Linked DNA regions of Homo sapiens: region 2 is linked to region 1. Evidence: chromatin loops called from intact Hi-C (ENCODE). Cell type or tissue: PC-9. All regions are shown on one strand. Each heading gives the region's core, and the rest is flanking DNA. Links, peaks and the distances in the headings are about the cores only.

Region 1 (5,389 bases), core at 228-5,227:
GACCGAGACCATCCTGGCCAACATGGTGAAACCCCGTCTCTAGTGAAAATAACAAAAATTAGCCGGGCGTGGTGGCACGCGCCTGTAATCCCAGCTACTTGGGAGGCTGAGGCAGGAGAATTGCTTGAACCTGGGAGGCAGAGGTTGCAGTGAACCGACACTGTGCCACCTCACTCCATCTAAAAAAAAAAAAAAGCACAAGAAAAAGAATTAGAATCAGGCTTCTGAATTTACAAAAAAAGATTTACAATTTTGATTGGGTTTACATTGAATCTATAATTAATTTGGGGAAAACTGACAATGGTATTGAGTCTCTATTACTTGACTTTTTTTCTTTCCTCCATCATTTGTGGTTGTCAGCATAGAGATCCTGCATAATTTTTGTTAAGTTCACTTTGTGTTTTTGGTGTCATTGCAAATGTAACTTTAAAAAAGTTTCAATTCTCAGTTCTTCACTGTTACTATATAGAAATACAGTAGATGTCTGTATGTCTCAAACCTCTCTAGAGTCAATTATTAGTTTAAGCAACTATTTCTGTAGGCGATCTCTCTTTTTCTCTCCTTACCTTCCTCCCTCTTTCTTTCCTTCCTTTCTTGCCTCATTTTTGGTGCGATAACTTTCAATATGATGTTTAATAGGAGTGGTGAATATGAACTTCCATACTTCATTCCTAATCTTAGAGGAAACATGGCAGTCTTTTACCATTACAAATGATGTTATCTGTAAATGTTTTGCAGATATATTTATCAGATTAAGGCCGTTCACTTCTATACGTACTTAGCTGAGACTTTTGAACATGAATGGATGTTGAATTTTATTAATGTGTATTGACAATACATATTATATTAAATGCTTTTAGAATATTGAGGACACTTGTATTTATTTTCATGAAGCATAGTAGTCTGTGGTTTTCTTTTCTTGTAATTTCTTAATCTGGTTTTGGAATTGAGGTAATCCTGGATTAACAAAATTAGTTAGGAAATGTTCCCTCTTCCTCTGTAATCTGGAAGATTCCATGTAAAAGAAGTATTATTTCTTACTTAAGTGAGTGTGCTGGATCTAGTTATGTTAATTTTGTATTTGACTTGCTTAGGTTTTCCCAAGATTCTTAAAACTGGGACTACTGTCTTTCATTAATTTTGGAACATTATTGGTCATTATACATTAAAATGCTTTTTCTACTCAATTCTCTATCTCTTTGACTTTTGGAACTCCAATAATGCATACATTAGACTGTGCACCATTGTTCCATAGCTCTTTGATCCTGTTATTTTCTTGACTTTTTGTATGTGTGTTTCTTGTCTTCAAGTTCACTGATTCTTTCCTGTGCTGTATCCAGTCTACTGATAAGCCCAACTAAGCAATTTTTATCTCTAATGTCTTATCTTTCATTTTAGCATTTTCATTTGTCATTTTCTTACAGTTTCTCTTGTAAGTTCCCCCATTTGTTCATACATGTACACCATCTTTTTTTTTCACTAAACTCCTTAGCATTTTTTACTGTAGTTTTTAAAATTATTAGTATGATATATACAAAATCTCGCTCTCTGGTTGTCTTTATATCTTTATTGTTTGACAATGGCTGTGTGTGTATGTGTCATATTTTTGGAGAATGCCAAACATTCTGTGTAAAAGAACCCTACAGACAGAAGTAAATAATAGTTACTCCTGGAAATGAGCATGTTTGTCAGTTTTGTCTATTGTTTAGCTGTGCCTGGGTTTTCTTGTCACTATAGCTACTTTGAGTATGCACATATTTCAAATTCCTCTTGTAATGGACTGCAGCTACCTTGTGCTTAGTATGAACACTGGAGTATCGGAGTATGTTTCCATGTCCTTTTAGCAGATCATACACAGCTGTACTATAGAGAGGGTCCCTCTCTGTACTCCTGCCTTCTCCCACCAGTACACTGTTCTTGTTTATTACTTGGTACAAGACTCATGTTAGGACAGAGCGATTGTCTTATTTCTCCTGCTGAATTAGACTCCGTGTTATTTGAGCCACAGGAAATAGATATTTTTGCATTTCTGACTTTTCCTACCATGGGAACAAAACTTTATTTATAACAGTAGAGTCTTGGTATGAGCATATTTTCTCCTTTTCTCCATTGGCTTCTCCCTTTTTCTGCCTTGCTCTGTCTGAGGAAGGATAGTTCCTCAGTTCCTGTGTCCTATCTGTCTCTCCCCAGAAGGGCTTGGACATTTCAGCATTCAGTTCATCCAGTTGCCTTGAGATGTCAGCTCTCAGATAGGCTTCCAGAAAGGTTTAGGATCTGTGGATTATGCAGCTTTTTCTTGCTGCTAGTGTGGGAGGGACCATTTCTTGGAATTTTCTGTATTCTGTGAACCCAGGCAGGATTTTAACCAAAAATTGGTACATATTTGGTGATGGAAGAGGAGGAAGGGGATGAATCAGCTAAAATACTCCTCTGCTAAGTAAATGACTAAGGATGATGCTTACAATTGATGACTCACCAGACTGCAATGAAGGTAAATAATATAATAATGTTAGAAGATTTGTAAGTGGTTGCCTCTGAGAAGGAAAGTGGTGGTCGTAAACTACTGAGGAGTAAACCAGTATGGAAGAGAAGCAAGTAACTTCTTTTACGTTTCAAGCTTTTGGCGTTACTTTTTGCATGCCTTATAGGTGTTATTTTGACCAGAATTACTTTTTTAAAATTTATTAAATTTTTTTTTACAGTTGAGGAAACATCTTTTTTCTTTTTAAACTGGGAGGAATTTTGTTGCTTTAGAGAAAAAGAAAAAAATCATAGTCAAATGTAGAACATCCAAGTGATACAAAAACATTCAAAAAGAAAGGAAAAAAACACAAAAAAGAAAAAAAACCCCACAAATATCCATTACTTAGAATCAATTATGGTCAACATCTTGTAATAATCTTTCTAGAAATTCTCCACACAATTACAATTGGATGAATAAATAGATTGAGAAGTTATATATATTATGTTATAGTTTTCCGTTAAAAAATGGTATGTATTTTCTTAATCCAGTCTATCATTGTTGGACATTTGGGTTGGTTTACTATGCAGCCATAAAAAAGGATAAGTTCATGTCCTTTGTAGGGACATGGATGAAGCTGGAAACCATCATTCTGAGCAAACTATCACAAGGACAGAAAACCAAACACTGCATGTTCTCACTCATAGGTGGGAATTGAACAATGAGATCACCTGGACACAGGGCAGGGAACATCACACACCGGGGCCTGACGTGGGGTGGGGGTAGTGGGGAGGGATAGCATTAGGAGAAATACCTAATGTAAATGATGAGTTAATGGGTGCAGCACACCAACATGGCACATGTATACATATGTAACAAACCTGCACGTTGTGCACATGTACCCTAGAATTTAAAGTATAATACAAAAAGGTATGTATTAAAAACCAATGAATATACTAATTTACTTATTAACCCATAGTTTATTATTATTTTATTTATTTTATTTTTTTTTGAGACAGAGTTTTGCTTTGGTTGCCCAAGCTGGAGTGCAATGGCACGATCTCGGCTCACTGCAACCTCCGCCTCCCGGGTTCAAGCGATTCTCCTGCTCAGCTTCCCGAGTAGCTAGGAGTACAGGCATGCACCACCATGCCCAGTTAATTTTGTAGTTTTAATAGAGACTGGGTTTCTCCATGTTGGTCAGGCTGGTCTCGAACTCCTGACCTTAGGTGATCTGCCCACCTCGGCCTCCCAAAGTGCTGGGATTACAGATGTGAGCCACCGCGCCCTGCCCATAGTTTATTATTATACAGAAATTAAAAATGCAACCCAGAGGGGTTCGAATTTTTCCCTTAAACACCACAACTAATTTATGACAGAGTCAGGACTAGTATTCAGATTTTTTGACAGTAACGTCTGTGTTTTTTCCAACTCAGTAGGTTGTTTATTATTTGGGTTTTTGACACTACTGGCTTTTTGCAAGCTATTATAATGAATTCTCACTAGTTTTGCAAGATATATTTTCTTGAGTCATATCTGGCTTTGCCACCTAATTAACCTTTAACTATATTTGATAATTTTAAGTAAGAGAAAAATGTTCTTACTGCAGACAAGGATCCAAAAAAGAAGGATTTTAAAGGTCAGACTATTGTTGTGAATCCAGAATCTGTGCATAAATAGATTTTTTAAGTAATGGAGCGAACAGTGATCCCAAACAAGCTAGATTCAAATTCATATTTATTCAAACATTTTTACAGTGACTTTGATAAGTAAAAGTGTCTATACATTTACCAATTAGTGGCTATCAACTGGGGGAAAGCATTTCAAAGAAACTTTAAAATCTTAAATATTTTTTAAAAGTCTGTAGAAGGGCTTCTTTAAGCATTCTGACCATGAATAGTTCTAATCATCTAAGTTATAATTAATATATGTATTTCCCAAGAGAATAAAATTGAAAAAGGCTTTCCTCTTTTTAATTTTTCTTCTTAAATTTTCATAGCAATATACTGACAGATAGTAATAGAACTTCCACTTCACCTTCAATTTGAAAGGCTTAACTATATTAGATATCGATATGGACAAAAGTGTTGATTATTCATTTATTGTTCATTATTATCTCAAAGTGTTCTTCTTGTATGCTGTCATTCATTTAAAAATTGAGGAAAGAACAATTGCAATGCTGTGTTAAGATATTTTGAGGAAGAAATGCCCTCAGATATTTTTATTGTACATCTTGATGGTTTTGGTCTATTGAAACCATCTTCCATTATTTCAAACAAAATTATAACATCATCTATAATTGGAAGTGTTCTTACTCTCACTCCACATTTTACATCTTGATTAGGAGTTTAAAGAACAGGGCCTGATTATGATGGTAACATCCAGCCATCTGCAAGTCAAAGGAAAATCCATTCTAAATTGTAAGTAGTGTGGGAAAGCCCAAAGAAGATCTAGGTTTTTTCCATGCTGGATCTCAATGCTCTTTTTGCACTCCAAATAATTTCTTATAAATTTTTATGACCTCTGGATTCTTTTCATTTGCAGATGCCTTATTGGGTGATTCAGCACAAGTATGATGATACTTTCTTTTGGAAGTTTTGGAGATTTAATCATTTCAGATGTAGACGGTCAGTTCTAGGTAGGGTGACCAACTGGTCCCAGTTGGCTCAAGAGTGTCTTGATTTTAAACCTGGAAGTCTTGCATCATGGAAACCCACTAAGTCCCTGGTGAACTGGGATGTTTGGTCACCCTACTTTGAGGTGGCAGGAGCTCATTTTTATACGGAATGTCTAGCATGCTTAGTAAAATTAGAATAGAATTTTGTTAAGGCTGTGTTTCTGATGACTCATTTTACAAATATACAGTTGACCCTGGAATAATACTGTGTGGGTTCAATTATATGTGAATTTTCTTCTGCCTTTATCACC
Region 2 (5,389 bases), core at 70-5,069, 370 kb after region 1:
CTCTGCTCAATTGCCTCTTCCTTATCCCTGGTGCAAATATTGGACACAAGGGCACCTTGTGATAAACATCCTATGTGTCACCCTGCAACCCCATTTCATGAAACCTGGGGGAAAAACAGAGTGAGAGGGTCTGTGGGAGAAGGTGCAGAGAAGTAGGTAGACATCTCTGGATCACAGGGAAAATACTTTGCGGGCCAGGAAGGGAGCATGAACGATGGAGAAATTCCAATGCTAGGTCAGTAGGGAGGGATGGTGACTTCAGGTAACTGGGCAGCGCATGAGCCTGCTCACTTCCCGGCCATTGCAGGGACAGGGGCTTGTGGATCCATGGTTACCAGAACTTTTGGATTAAGGAGAAGCTAAACAATTGTTAACATGAAATTTCTGATACTTATAAGTGTACAGGCTATGGGAAAGCAATCCACGTTAGTTTTCTGTTCTAGATTAAAGTATATCTTTCCAACCCATAGGTGGTTTGGTGGGGAGAGTAAGAACGTGAGCAATAGGCACAGATGTGCCCTCATTTTGCAAAGGGAAGAGACGATCATTGACTGAGCAGGTACCAGTAGTCAGGCAGTTTCAGTTTCATTTTTATCTGTAATGCGTGTTCGTTTTCCTCTTTCCTCTGAAACTGTCTATTTCACATTGGGATAATATTTGTGTAACAACCTCAGCATAGGGTGAGCTAGTTAGAGACTTTTATTCAATTACTGGCAAAAGTTATGAGTATTTTCGTCTCACCCTTTTCTATGGTACAAACTTAGGAATCTAATACTAGAAGGCAATGCAAGATACCATTTTTAAGTATCTAAAAGAGCTGATATAAGGAAAATAGCAAATTTCCTTAGGTTCCCCATAAAACCAAAAGCAAATAGATGAGAAGTGGAGGACATATCGACTTACCCTTTGGGCATGATTTTCTTTGCCACTGGGACAAAAGGAGTCCTCTTGACCTGAATTCCAGGCCTGCTATCTCAAAGCAGATCTCTACTTGTGCATGAACCTGACCCTCCTGCAGATATGCCCATTTGTATATTCTGTCAACCTCTGTGACCCTACATTTTTCTTAGAGTTACACCTCCTGGGATAGACTCACAAATAAATTTATGTTGTTGGGTGCTTCCTAGATCTATATACATTCTAAAACCATTCTCTGGGGCCGGGCGCATTGGCTCATGCCTGTAATCACAGCACTTTGGGAGGCCGAGGTGGGCGGATCACAAGGTCAGGAGTTTGAGACCAGTCTAGCCAACATAGTGAAACCCCGTCTCTACTAAAAATACAAAAAAGTAGGTGGGCATGGTGGCGGGCGCCTGTAATCCCAGCTACTCAGGAGGCTGAGGCAGGAGAATCGAGTGAACCCGGGAGGCAGAGTTTGCAGTGAGCCGAGATCGCGCCACTGCACTCCAGCCTGGGTGACAGTATGAGACTCTGTCTCAAAAAACAAACAAACAAACAAAAAACACTCTCTGTGTCCTTGAGTGCATTGTTGAAAGACATGTCAGGTGTCCCATGACTTATTTCAGTGGACAGAACTCTGAACTCTTTCTTCAACACAATCACTTACTAAAGTGTACTTAATCTTTTCTTCTACACTCAATCACTTCTGCCCTTTGTGGGGTTTTTGGTGAGATGCTCTGTTCCCTAACATTCAGCAATTTCTTCTGCACAAAATCCACACTCTTAAGAAGCAATCAGCAGGCCTATTAAGGCTCACCTACAATTGAAGACACCATGCCGCTTGCTAATTTACATTGCAAATGTAGGCCTGGCAGCCGGAACCAGCCACGTGAATGGCTTGAGCACTTTGCAACTCCTGGAGAAGCCCGATCTCTTTTTGTGCTGTCATAACACACCAAACTAACCAAATAACACATACACAACATTTTCTGAATATACTATTTCTCCAAAATGCTTTTCCTCAAACACTTGAAGATTTATATGCCCTCTTGACAAATACTGTTTTCTATTTTCTCATTCCTATATGGAATATAAGGGACTTTGTTTGAATTCTTTGCTTTTGTTCATTTTCTGTGGGTGTCATGAGTGCCTATTATATTTTCTAGATTTTTTTTCTTCAGGGTTTAGAAAGTGAGCATTTGGGCTTACTTGGGGGATAAAGGGACTACTTAAGTGAAAACATTAATAGAAAGGTGGAAAAATATTTTAATTATTTTCTTTCAAGCATTATTTGTCATATTTAAGACCGCAGGTGTGAGCTTTGCTCTGCTCCCCATTGTGCAACTGATTAGGGGTTATGCAAAGTTAAGAGTGGAGACTGCAGGAGTTATTCTTATGATTTTCCAGTTGAAAATGCTGTTTAGCACTATATATTTCTAATAAAACATGCAAAAGGAGAGAACCACTTGCTTCCAAAAAGTCAAGAGCCACTTGCATCCAAAAAGTCAAAACATGAGGTATGAAAAGGTAAGTCAAGATGGTATCTAAACAATTCTGATCAGCCAGATATCTGGAATCTTTTATAATATTGAGAGAATTTGTATTTGGTATTGTTACGGCTGCAAATCCATACAGGCCTGCGGCAACCTCAATTCTTGCCTCCTCAGAAGAAAGAATTCAGCTGAGGGGGGCATAAGGCAGAAGGAGAGGCCGAGGCAAGTTTTAGAGCAGGAGTAAAAGTTTATTAAAATGCTTTAGAGCAGGAACAAAAGGAAGGAAAGTACACTTGGGAGAGGGCCAAGTGGGTGACTTGAAAGACAAATGTGCTGTTTGACCTTTTGACTTGGGGTTTTCTACGTTGGCATACTTCCGGATCTTGTGTTCCTTCTCCCCTTATTCTTTCCTTGGGGTGGGCTGTCTGCCTGCGCAGTGGCCTGTCAGTGCTTGGGAGGAGAACATGCGCAGTGTGTTTACCGGAGTTGTACGCATACTCACTTGAGGCATTCTTCCCTTACCAGCCGAATGTCCTTAGAGGTCAGATACCAATTAAACTCCACCATTTTGCCTCTTAGTGCACATGTGTGAGCCCTGAGATCTTCTTATCCGGAAGCCACTGATCACCAGTTTCAGGTTTTTCCTACCTATTGGGAGACTGACTCACCCCTTGCACCAGCTGCAACCAGTTATTATTTTAGAGAGACAGTTAAAAACTGCCTGACCATCAACTGATGGTCACCTGACATTCCTGATTGGGGTGGTGGGGGTTGTTGTGGTTGATGCCTCTCCTGCCCTGTTCACGTCTGATTAGCTACCTACTGTAACAGTATAAACAAAACATTAGTCACCCAATCTACTTGGCCTTGCCCTTTTTCCTACCTGAAATAGACTTCCATTTTTAAAAAATACCTCAGAATAGACTATCAAAGTCTCACTGCCTTTCAATCAAATTTTTCTAGACCAATCAATTAGCAAAGCATTGATCAGATTACTATCCAAGTGAGAATTCCATGCAAGACTCTGTGGCTCTGGGATACAAAATAGGGTTAAAATAATGTCTTTCACACTTCCTTAGAGGAGCAGTTAAAGACAGAAAATAACACTATGCCACCACACTTACAAAAATAACTGAAGTATGTAGTATAAATTCATTCACTTTTTGAATACAATCATTCATTCAACAAATACTTAGTGAGTTCCTACTGCATGCTGGCCACTACTCCAAGTCTCCTGGGATAGAGGGGTGAAAAAAAAGCAGACATAGTGAGTACTCCAGGGAGTCATTCAAGCCTATGAGAGTTCAAAAAAGGGTGAACTGGAGAAACAAGAAAAACCCTCTTGATAGAGTTTGGGCATATATTGAGCACTGAGAGATGAATAATATAATCACTTTTAGGGAAATGTTTGGATTGAATTGTGTCCTACATTAGGATGTTGAAGGCCCAACTTCTGGGTTCCTATAAATATAACCTTATTTGGAAATAAAGTCTTTGTAGATGTAGTCAAGTTAAGATGAGATCATGCTGGATTAGGTGGGCCTACTCTGATATGACTGGCTTCCTTATAATAAAAGAAAAGGAGACAGACACGAAGAGGAAAAACAGCCATGTGTAGACGTAGGCAGAGATTGGAATGATGTGTTGATAAGCCCAGGAATGCCAAGAATTGGACTTCTAGCCTCCAGAACTTCAAAAGAATACATTTCTGTTATTTTAAGCCATCCAGCATGTGGTTCTTTTAATGGCAGCCCTAGGAAACTAACACAGGAAGCCAAGACAGGCCAGTGAGAAAGGAAGAATAGACAAGAAACAGGACACAAACAAGTGGGGAAAGAAATACAGTCATTCAAACCACTGTTTCAACTGAAGTGGGCAATATATTCTAGGAAGAATTGGCATTCAGATTAAGAGTGTGATTCAATGATAAATGAAGAAACTTAGACAATAGAAAATCATTGAGAAAAAGAGGTATGATCAAAGGAGCACTTTAGGAAATTAACCTACAGCAATACACAAAACCATTGATTTAAATAATCTAGCCATTCTAATAAACAATTGGACAAGAGTCTGTCTAAGGAGACAGAGGAGGAATAAGTCACTGAGGACATGAAGAGGACAAAAAAGACAAAAAGAGGAGTTTCTTTCTAATTGTGATAATGATTCTGTGTAACCTGTAAAGGTAATAGTTTGGACTATTTATTTGAATTACTAAATTCTAGCCTTGCCATTAAGAATTTCTCTGCCATTTGGCCAGGTAGTACCTCAAGACTCTCATTCCAATTGGAAAAAATAAGGAAAAAAACACTACCTAATAAATGGCAACAAAAGCCAAAATTGACGAATGAGATCTAATTAAACTAAAGAGCTTCTGCACAGCAAAAGAAACTATCATCAGCGTGAACAGGCAGCCTACAGAATGGGAGAAAATTTTAGCAATCTATCCGTCTGACAAAGGGCTAATATCCAGAATCTACAAAAAACTTAAACAAATTTACAAGAAAAAAACAACCCCATCAAAAAGTGGGCAAAGGATATGGATAGACACTTCTCAAAATAAGACATTTATGCAGCCAACAAACATATGAAAAAATGCTTGTCATCACTGGTTATTAGAGAAATGCAAATCAAAACCACAATGAGATACCATCTCATGCCATTTAGAATGATGATCATTAAAAAGTCAGGAACCAACAGATGCTGGAGAGGATGTGGAGAAATAGGAATGCTTTTTCACTGTTGTAAATTAGTTCATTGTGGAAGATAATGTGGCAATTCCTCAAGGATCTAGAACCAGAAATAACATTTGACCCAGCAATCCCATTACTGGGTATATACCCAAAGGATTATAAATCATTCTACTATAAAGACACATGCATACTATGTTTATTGTGGCACTATTCACAATAGCAAAGATTTGGAACCAACCCAAATGTCCATCAATGATAGACTGGATAAAGAAAATGTGGCACATATACACCATGGAATACTATGCA

Evidence for each region. A loop is a pair of places that touch in the nucleus more often than their neighbours do. Peaks named below come from ENCODE experiments on the same cell type or tissue, not always from the same donor. Only the 100,000 strongest peaks of a DNase experiment are listed, where the experiment ranks them.
Region 2: it touches region 1 in a loop (13-fold over the local background); 1 of 110 quality-filtered maps calls a loop at or near these places.

What each region holds. Positions count from the first base shown.
Region 1 is chr2:225,098,725-225,104,113 of GRCh38, forward strand. No RefSeq gene overlaps it. Among named protein-coding and RNA genes, the nearest start is that of DOCK10, 59 kb to the left of the region's middle. RefSeq lists enhancers at 1,735-2,934, 4,699-5,389. In PC-9, for the core only: no CTCF peak of the experiment used is centred there; a DNase peak (open chromatin) is centred at 2,467; H3K27ac peaks cover 2,558 bases.
Region 2 is chr2:225,464,278-225,469,666 of GRCh38, forward strand. All of the region lies in intron 3 of NYAP2 (neuronal tyrosine-phosphorylated phosphoinositide-3-kinase adaptor 2), which reads left to right. Among named protein-coding and RNA genes, the nearest start is that of NYAP2, 67 kb to the left of the region's middle. RefSeq lists an enhancer at 2,684-3,184. In PC-9, for the core only: no CTCF peak of the experiment used is centred there; a DNase peak (open chromatin) is centred at 3,114; H3K4me3 peaks cover 470 bases.